Regions from separate parts of the Homo sapiens genome. Here region 1 is linked to region 2. A link is a loop called in an ENCODE intact Hi-C map of the cell type or tissue named here. Cell type or tissue: tibial artery. All regions are shown on one strand. Links, peaks and the distances in the headings refer to the core of each region. The heading gives the core; the rest is flanking DNA.

Region 1 (5,389 bases), core at 188-5,187, 72 kb before region 2:
GTGATTTTTATTTTTACTTGCCCAAAATAAGATAAAAATGTCACTGCCCACATGGGTCATGGTCTCCATAACAACAAAATCAATCATAGGCTAATCTAAACTGAGAAAAATAAATTTCCTTGGGGGAAACACACACACATGTTCACAAATATATCTCTTCACACACATGCCAATACACCCGCTTAATACTGTCTTAGATTTCTAAGTTACAGTGCAGGCTGCTATAGAAAAGTACTGTAAGCTGAATAGCTTACAAACAGAAATTTATTTCTTGCAGTTCTGGAGGCTGGGAAGTTCAAGATCAAGGATCCAGTAGATTCAGTGTCTGGTGAGGATGCACTTTTTCATAGATGGAGCCTTCTCATCATGTCTGCTCGTAGTGAAAGGGCTCCCTTTTATTAGGGCACTAACCCCACTGATGAGAGCTCTGAATTCATGAGCTAATCACATCCCAAAGCCCTCATCTTCTAATACCATTCACACTGGCAATTAGGTTTCAACATATGAATTTTGGGGGGATGCAAATATTCAAATCATAACACATACCTATATTCTTGTAGATCAAGTCAGTACTACTGGTAAATATGTATTCAAATTGCTATTTTGAGCTTCTTAAAACTATCACATGAGATTTCAAAACATAGGAGATTGGCAACAGGATCCTATAAGGCCATGAAGTCCAAAAGGCTAAAATATCACCTTATATTTCTCAGGATTGTGGATATGTACAGCACCTAATAGCTCTGAAATTTCAGCTTCTGTAAATGGCTTAAAGGCTATGAGTCACAACTGAGACATACTGAGTCCTAAGCCCTCTCTCCTATCCTTTCGTTGTCAGTCATAACCTCAGGTTTTCTTCCACACCTCTTGGCTGCACTTTCTAGCTGCAGGGCAAATATACGAGGCACTTTACAAACTAAGAAGAATTGTTGCCATTCTGGGAAACAAATGAAATTGAGAATATAGCAGAAAATCTACTTTATTTTGTCTATCACAATTTAATCTTCACCTCTAATAGTTTATTTGCTAATCCTACTTGACTAAATTCTTGCAGAGGTCTTTAATCTGTAATGATATTTATATCAATGCCCACAAGCAGTGCTATAGTTAATGGTGTGTTGTCATTTCCATTATAAACTCCCTATTGCACAAGTAAGAGGAGAACTAAGAACCTGTGACTTTCCTAGCTGAGGGCACATTTCAATGCTCTTCTAAATTACAGTATTAGCCAGAGCACTTTTGTCAGGCAGTATTTTCAGGCAATTTAAGAAATCGCATTAAAGGGGAAAAAAGAAATCAAAACTCTACTCACTATTTTAACAGTCAAATAAATGTCTGTAGGTAAAATTTCTTCTATTTTTATAGCTTCACATATGTTAAGCATGTATAAATAGTAAACATATTTACAATTTTGTTATTTCATTACTGAAATATTTTCTTTAGCATTTACGTTGAATTAAGTAAAAAATGTATAAGCATGAGGACCCTCTTATACTCATTTTTATTAAAAATTTTAAACAATCTCCTACCATGTCTGGAGAGGCATGAATGAGAAGTATTACTAACACATATTTTAATAAAAGAATTTTATTATGTAAACATTGGAAGGAGCTGATAATTATAATTGTAATGTTGTTGAAATGAATAAATATAACCATTTCACTGAATAAATTATACAGCTGAGCGTTTCATTGTGATGTTACAGTTTTGCCTTGCTTAATGGAGCAGAATGTAGAACCAATGGTTCTGGTCTCTTCTTGACTAAGCTGCTATGGTTTCTGTGGGATGATAGCCCTTGAGAGAATAGTCTTGCCTTAGTAAAAGTGGGATATTCTACAATGAATGAGCAATATAAAAAATGAATTAAAAAAGAGTTAAATTTTTTAATTAAAATTAGTGACAAGAAGTAACATATTATATGAGCCTGCACCATTAATTTAAGTATTATAAAAAAGTGGTACATGAAGGATATAATGTGTAAATTTTCAAAATTTTCAAAGATGAATTTCTTTCGTTTTACAATTCTATTGTAGGACAGAGGATGAAGTTGCTAGGATGACTGTCCTATCTATTCCCCTTCAAGCTTTCCCTAGTCAGTGTATCTGTGAGGACTCACCAGGAGAATTAGGCACAGAACTTCACAAGCCTGTGGCTGTCTCTGAAACAAAATTTAAACCTTCTGTGACTGTGTTATTTTGAACAATTTGTTTTATGATTTGTTTCTAACTCATAAAAAGGCACTTAAAAATAAAAATCTTGCCTATTTTGTTATTTTTTTTAAAAACTTATTATATACTTTCCTGTGTATAAAGAGAACATATTGAACATCATTTAAACTGTCATAGATAATTTAGGCAGAATTCATATTATTGTCTTATGATCTGATACAGCAATTACGATAAATGACCTTACACTGTGCTGTGTTTGTGGTTCTGTTTTGGTTTTGTGTATATTTTTCATACTTTGCTTCGATGCTTACCTGTAGGCTGTTATATTAATATTTTACTTCTTTCATTGAAACTATTTGTCTTTCAATTTACTTTAATTCAATTTGGTTTTATGTTGCTTTTTAAAAACACAATCTTAATTTATTTCTAGTCTACTAACAGCTGAGAAAAGGCTGTTAGAAATACATGTAAAACAAGATTCCATAGCTATGAATGGGAACCTGAATGGATTAAGTGCTTGGGAATTAGTCTGCATATTGAGTGATATGACTTACGACTCTTCAAAAGTTTTCTTGCTTCTTACTCCACATACTTGGTATTTCTACAAGGTATATTTGGAGAATTATTGAAGGCTACATAGGTGAGTTGTCATAACATAAGAGGGCCAATTTTAGACTCTATCCATATATTAAAATACTAATAGAATCTTAAAATATATTAAAATACTAATAGATGTCTCACAACAAACCCTAGAATGTGGGTTCTATCCTTTTAAAGATAAGTCAAAGCATGAGAGGATAGAAAATCCCCCACTTCATGATCCCACAGGTAATAAATTCTAGCCCAGGTATTTTGAAAACAGAGCCTCTTACCCATTATGTGCCTCAAGTGAAGGCATACAACTAGACATTTCTCCAGCACAACATTTTGATCCCATGAAAGCCACAGTTACTATGACTGTAAGAAACAGAAAGCCAAAATCACCACCCCCAAATTTGCATATTTTATTATTAAAGCTCTTTAACATATAGTTATCAATGTGATTGTTTAAAAGAACAGATAAAATGCCAGAGATAGAATTAGGGGGACTTTTTTTTTCTGTTTTCTATGTGTTTTTGAGCATATATGTAGACATAATATGAATAATTGTACATTATTTTATATATATATTTTAAATAAATTTAAGGAAAAAAATGACAAAAAGTTGAATATGCAAAAAAATTACAAGAACTATAAGCCAGAAGCAGAAAACAAACTTTGTATGTTCTCATTTGTGGGTGCTAACAGTTAACACAATTGAACTCATGGAGATAGAGAATAGACAGATGGTTATTAGAGGCTGGAAAGTGTAGTGGGGTGGTCAGGGAGAGGTGGGGGTTGTTAATGGGTACAAAATAATAGTAACAATGAATAGACCTAGTAACTGATAGCATAGCAGGGTGACTATAGCCAGTAATATATTTACTATACATTTTTAAACAACTTAGAGTTTAATTGGATTGTTTGTAACACAAGGGATAAATGTGTGAGGGGATAGATACCCCATGTACCATGATGTGCTTATTACACATTGCATGCCTGTATCAAAGTATCTCATGTACCCCAAAATATACATACCTATTATGTAACCACAAAAATTAAAAACAATAACAAATACTGGTAACATAATGGACAAACAATTGGGTTTTCCAGTAATATTATGGATGCATAAGAGACATACCCAAATGGTTGTGATATACCTCAGCCCTTCATCACATTTAAAAGTCCAGCGGGTTAGTGATTGAATTGGACTTAGTACCTAATATCTGAGGCTTTTTATGGTAATAAGATTAGACTCTTTTACTCTACCTTTTCTAGATAAGTTCAACTGAATAAAATTCTTTAATTCTTCTAGTGCCATCAATCATCCATCTGGGGAACACACTAGGTAGATGGTGCATTCTCTGTTCTCACTTCCACACTCCTTCCCCTCTCTCTGAATCCAGAATCTTGAGATTTAAAAGGTCTAGTAAAATTTCCCCCCATTCGGTCCACTCTTGGCTAGAAAAATGCATAGGATTTTATTCAGTGGGGACATAGAGGGAAGTCAGAATATTGAAAATATGGGGAAATTAGGTATATGCTCTCCCTCCCATACTCAAAAATCAAATATTTTTCATCATGAATGGGAAAAATAATCCTATGGATAGAAGTCTAACCTATCCTTTGTATAGAAACATCTTTCCACGGGAGCGTTATGTAAGAATTGGCTGTAATGAGATTATCAGTATCCAACTAGCTGAATCAGTCCCTCTCACAAAGACAGTTTTAGGAGGTGAGCCATTAATACTATATCTGCTAATTGCTTGCACTATTATAATAGACAAGATATACTCTTACTGAAGTATAAACTGCATCAGTAGCCATTTTTAAAATTTAAAGTGACATTTCCATGTCACTGTTAATAAGAGCTAGTAGCCACTCCCCCAGTCCCCTTTGTATTTGCCAAGCACTGGGCTGACTGCTTTATACATCAATCCTTACATCAGTCTTGAATATTAAGCTGAAGCCTTTCCTGGAGAGGCTTCCCTGTGCTTAATTGCATCAACACTTGTGCTACACAATCAACCTGTAGCCCTAAGCAACAAACCAATGGTAGCATATATCAGTATGTTATTAAGTTATCACCATTTCCCCACATTCCCTGCTTATTCTGAGACATTTGCTTTAAGGAAGAACTAACTGTCTTAGTAGAAATATGAAGTTTAACCATCAAAATCTGCATTCTCTTAATGAAAATTTCAAAAACATTAACCTAGGTATAAGACAGAAAAGTTTCCAAGAATATGCATTTGTTTTAGTCCCCATCCTAATAATAGGTTAAGAAAAATTCCCCAAATGGAAAGTTGAGGGGAAAAAAGAAAAGAGCTGAAGAAGATATAAGTTTTGCACTAAAAGGTTCTCTGAAAAGGAACTTTAAGGGCCTCTTTATTCATGGAAGGCTCCAAAAGAGAAAGGAAATAAGATCTGAGATAAGTTTTGAAATATAGCAGTAAGGAGAGCAGTCCCCTTCTCCCATCAGGAACCCTTGGAGGTGACTGCCTTACCCTGGCCGGAGCTACCACGGACGGCTAAGAAGCCCCAGAATAAACAAGGCTGTGCGGGCTTCAGGAGAAAAGAAGGCCTGAGATGGTTCAGAGAGATGTTGTTAAGAAGTAACCAAAATTTCTGGTTCCTAGTTT
Region 2 (5,389 bases), core at 167-5,166:
GTATGTTCTTGGCATCTTTGTCAAAAATGAATTCACTGTAGTATCAATTTATTTCTGGGTTCTCTATCCTCTTCCATTAGCTGATGGGTCTAATTTTATGCCAAATATCATGCTGTTTTGTTTACTATAGCTATGCAGTATAATTTGAAGTCAGATAATGTAACTCCTTCAGTTTTGTTCTCTTTTGCTGAGGATAACTTTGACTATTCTGGGTCTTTTGTGGTTTCATATACATTTTAGAATTTTTTTGTATATTCCTGAGAAGAATGTTATTGGTGTTTTGATGGGGATTACAGTGAATCTATAGATTACTTGGGGTCATGTGCATATTTTAACAATATTGATTTTTCCAATCTATGAACATGAAATATCATTTCACTTTTTTGTGTTCTCCTCGATTTCTTGCATTAGTGTTTTATAGTTTTCATTGTAGGGTTTTCACACTTCTTTGATTAAGTTTATTTCTAGGTATTTAATTTTATTTGTGGATATTGTAAATGGGGTTACTTTCTTGATTTATTTTACAGATTTTTCACTGTTGGCATATAGAAATGCTATTGATTTTTTGTATATTGATTTTGCATCCTGCAACTTACTAAATTTGTTTTTCAATTTTAGTAGTTTTTTGGTGGAGTTTTTAGTTTTTTCCAAATATAAGATCATATTACCTGCAAACAAGGATAATTTGACTTATTCCTCAACTTGGATATCCTTTATTTCTTTCTCTTGTCTGATTGCTTTAGCTAAGATATCTAGCACTATATTGACTTAACAGTGGAAAAAGTGGACACTCTTGTTTTGTTCCAGATCTTAGAGAAAAGGCTTTCAGTTTTTCTCCATTCACTATAATGCTAGCTGTTTTTCTGTCATATATGGCTTTAATTGTGTTAAGGCATGTTCCTTCTATCCCAAGTTTTTTGAATTTTTCTCATAAAGGGATGTTGAATTTTAACATATGTTTTTTCAGCATCAATTTAAATGATCCCATTTTTTCTGTCTTTCATTCTGTTTATATCACATTGATTGATTTTTGTATTTTGAACCTTCTTTGCATCCCTGGGATAAATCCCACTTGGTCATGATGAATGATCTTTTTAATGTGTTGTTGAATTCAGTTTGCTGAATTGAGGATTTTTATTTCAATGTCCTTCAGAGATATTAGCCAATGGTTTTCTTTTTTTGATGTGTCTTTGTCTGATTTTGGTATCAAGATAACACTGGCCTCATAGAATGAAGTTAAAAGTATTCCCTCTTTCTCTATTTTACTGAATAGTTTGCATAGTAATGGTATTAATTCTTCTTAAATGTTTGGCAGAACTCAGCAGTTGAAGCCATTGGGTTCCAGACTTTTCTTTGCTGGAAAACTTTTTATTGTGACTTCAATCTCGTTAGTTGTTTTGGGTCAGTTCAGGTTTTGGATTCTTCATGGTTCAATCTTGGTAGGTTTTATGTGTCTAGGAATTTATCCATTTTTTATGGGTTTTCCAATGTATTGCCATATAGTTGCTCATAGTAGTCCCTAATGAACCTTTGAATTTTTGTGCTATCAGTTGTAATATATCCTTTTTCATCTCTGAATTTATTTCTTCAGGTTTTCTCTCATTTTTTCTTAGTCTGCCTAAAAGTTTGCCAATATTATCTTTTCAAAAGCCAGCTTTTTGTTTTGTTGATCTTTTGTATTTTTTTCTTCACTCCTGAATTGAAGAATTCATTTCTTCAATTGTGAATTCAGCCAGGCTTGTTCTTCCTTTCAGGACAGTGAGGTCCCCTTTCTCCTGCTCCAAATAGGGTCCAGAAATGACTGTGAGCCAGAGCCTGGAGTCAGGAACCTTAGAAATCTATTTAGTGTTCTATTCCACTGCAGCTGAGTTGACACTCAAGCCTCAAGGCAAAGTCCCTCCCACTTTTCTGTCTCCTTTCCTCAAGAAGGAGTCTCTCCCCAAGGTCAGGTGGCCCAGGCCTGTGGTGAGCACTGCCTGGCTGTAACTGATGTTTATTCAAGGCCTAAGGGCTCTTCAGTCAGTTTGTGCTAAATGCTACCAGGCCTGGGTCTCTCCCTTCAGGGCAGTGGGTTCTCCTCTGACCCACAGAATCCAGAAATGTCACCATCCCAGACCAAGGCCTAGAATTAGAAACCTCAGGAGGCCCCTTGGTGCTCTATCTTACTGCGGCAGAGCTGGTACCCAAGCTATAAGGCAAAGTCCCCTTTATCCTTCCCTCTCATTTTCTCAAGCAAGAGTCTCTCCACATGTCCATTATAGCTGGGAACGTGCTGGGTCACCCCTGAAGCCAGCATTGCACTGGATCTCAGACAAGGCCCACAAAAACTACTGTCTGGTTTATCCAAGGCCCAATGGCTCTTCTGTCAGCAGGTGATAAATCCTGTCAGAACTAGGTACTTCCTTTCAAAGCAGTAGGTTCCCTTATGACCCAGGATGTGTCATCCAGGGTTTAGGCCTTGGGATGGGCCCCCACGACTCTGTCTAGTGCCCTGTCCTCCTGTGGCTGAGCTGGTATTCAAGGTGTAAGACAAAGTCCTCTTTACTCTCCCCTCTCCTCTTCTTAAGCAGAAGGAATCAGTCTCTCCCAGGCTGAGAGCTGTGCTGCCTGGAATGGAGGAGGGTTGCTACAAGCACTCCTTTGGCTGCCCCAAGCTGGTGTCTCACTAGGTCATGTGAACCCCAACTCCACTGGCTCTGAGCCCAGCACAGCACCAGGACTTGCCCAAGATTTGCAGTCCTTGTGGCCTAGACCGCCTTCTAAATTTATTTAGGATCCTAGAGTGCTTTGGCCTGCAGTGGCATGGCTAGCTGGAACTCAGGTTCTGACCGCCAGACTGGACAATTTACCTCTGGCTAGGGCTGGTCTAAATGCTTGCTCTGTGGGCACTGGCTGAATTCTGCCCCATGTTGCTTTCCATTATGACCGGCAGCATTGAGTTCCAAAGCAAAGTCCCACAATCACTGAGCTTTCCTTCCCCTAAGTAAAATGATTCTCTCTTTGTGCCATGAGGTTGCTGCTGCCTGGGGATGCAGCAGAGGTGATGTCAGCAATTCAAGACAGTCTTTCCTACTCTCTTCAGTGCCTCTAAACCAGGCAATGTGATTGCCCACCTTATTTTTGGTTCTTATGGAGATATTTCTTTGTGTGGATAGCTGTTTAATTGGTGTTCCTGTTGGGGATATGATTGCTGGAGGCTTCTATTCTGCCTGCTCACAAAAATATTTTTGTTAGACTATGGTGCAAAACTTTTTAAGAGAATGGAAAAAGAAGTAGGGAAGGAAATAAAAACAAGTGGGCAAAGAAGTAAGAGGAGCCAGCTTCGGATAATTCTTGTAAAATGTTACTTATCCCTTCTTAGTAGGATGGTTGTTAGATGCAGGAAATCTATTTTCACATATATGCACACAGGCACACACACATACAATACACACACCCAAAGATTTGTTACATTTTATTTAATAAAATAGCCTCCTTCTTAAGTGATCTCTTTATTTTAAAGACAGAAAAGACAATCTCCTCATGACGATTTCTGTCCTTTTTGTTCAAACGCTTCTCTCAAATGAGCACACTTGCTTACTAAAAAGTATGAAGTGGGCTTTGTAATTCTAAATTTCTTTAGTGACTGTCCTCCAAATATTCAAATACCTGTGCAATTAGCATCATAATACATATTCACATATGGGTCTGGAAATGTTAACACCACACTCTTACCTGTCTGTTCAAAAGGTCTCAGGAAGTGAAGAACAAAAGAAAGTGATGGGCTGCTAACCAATAATGATAATTATCAATGCTCAAGCTGCAATCTGAGGTAACAAGGCAGAGTGCAGCTTCCCCCTTTCAAGCAGATCAGGCCGTGGCGACAGGGAGCCTGGTACTGGTTGTGGCATGACACCAAAACTGAGAAAGGAGACAAATCAGCACGTTCAAATTTTTATTAGCTCAGCATTTTTATTAAAATATAAAACATTTGAGAATAATTTTTTTTGAAAGGCATACATTCTCATCTTGATTTGTTTGCAGTAAACCTACTTCAAAGGGATTGTTACGCCTGATTGTGATAAATAAATATGAACTCTAATATTAGATTTGAGCACATAATATCTTGTTCTCCATATAGGACAGTAAGGTTGATTTTACAATTTCTTTTTCAATGAGAAAAGACTTTTCACTAAAGATATTAGTCTTCTGCCAATGTTTGTGTGATGTAACCATAAACTCTTAGCGATAAATTATTGGAATAGAGATCTACACATGCTCCCAGCTAGGCAAACAGCTGCTCTCTCAAAAAACTTTGGGATTGGTATTTAGATTTTATGATAATGCTATAAATATAATAATATAAATTTGCAGATGTAGAGAAAGTAAAGTTAATCTTCAGAAGAAAGAATGAATCAGAGGTGCAAAGCAGAGTCATGTAGGATCAGTAGAAATTACTCTCTAGTCCTTGTTGATTTTCCAGTTCTTACTTCTTATTCACCAAGACTACCCTTTGCTTTCAGCTTTGATTGCCCCCGCATCCTTCTATCAAATTCCTTTATTGGTTGTGTAGAAAGGGGTTCTGATCCAGACCCCACGAAAGGGTTCTTTGACTTCCTGCAAGAAAGAATTTGGGGTGAGTCCATAAAGTGAAAGCAACTTTATTAAGAAAGTAAAGAAACAAAAGAATAACTACTCCATAGGCAGAGCAGCAGCATCTGTGGCTCAACTGATTATACTTATAGTTACTTCTTGATTATATGCTAAACAAAGGGTAGATTATTTCTGGGAAAGGGGTGAGCATTTCCCAGAACTGAGTGTTTCTTCCCTTTTTAGACCATATAGGGTAACTTCCTGACATTGCTATGGCATTTGTAAATTGGCATGGTGCTGGTGGGAGGGTCTTTTAGCATGCTAACGCATTATAATTAGTGTATAATGAGTGCTGAGGATGACCAGAGGTCACTTTCATCACTATCTTGGTTTTGGTGGGATTTGGCTGGCTTCTTTGCCACATGCTGTTTTATCAAGAAGGTCTTCTTGACCTGTATCTTATGCTGACCTCCTCTCTCATCCTGTGACTAAAAATGCCTAACATCCTGGGAATGCAGCCCAGTAGATTTCAGCCTTATTTTACCCAGCCCCTATTCAAGATGGAGTTGCTCTAGTTCAAATGCTTCTGCCAGTTGAACTATCCCAAATTGGTGCCTGTTAGTTGAAACCCATACAATATCAACTAAAGTATGCTGAATTAAAATACTGAAATGTTATTATGGGTTACATAATTTACCAAATTTTTAAAAACTGTTATCTTCCAAGCTGATCCCTTAAATTCTGGTGTTTGTAGAAATTATATTTATTATACTTTCTTTCACCTTTCTTCTCTTTACATAGTAGCATCTATTTACTT

The links. Peaks named below come from ENCODE experiments on the same cell type or tissue, not always from the same donor. Only the 100,000 strongest peaks of a DNase experiment are listed, where the experiment ranks them.
Region 1: a loop joins it to region 2, with 11 times the contacts of the local background. A loop is called at or near these places in 1 of 110 quality-filtered maps.

The regions. Positions count from the first base shown.
Region 1 is chr6:94,388,601-94,393,989 of GRCh38, forward strand. No RefSeq gene overlaps it. Among named protein-coding and RNA genes, the nearest start is that of TSG1, 680 kb to the left of the region's middle. In tibial artery, for the core only: no CTCF peak of the experiment used is centred there; no DNase peak of the experiment used is centred there.
Region 2 is chr6:94,460,467-94,465,855 of GRCh38, forward strand. No RefSeq gene overlaps it. Among named protein-coding and RNA genes, the nearest start is that of TSG1, 760 kb to the left of the region's middle. In tibial artery, for the core only: no CTCF peak of the experiment used is centred there; DNase peaks (open chromatin) are centred at 2,585 and 2,805.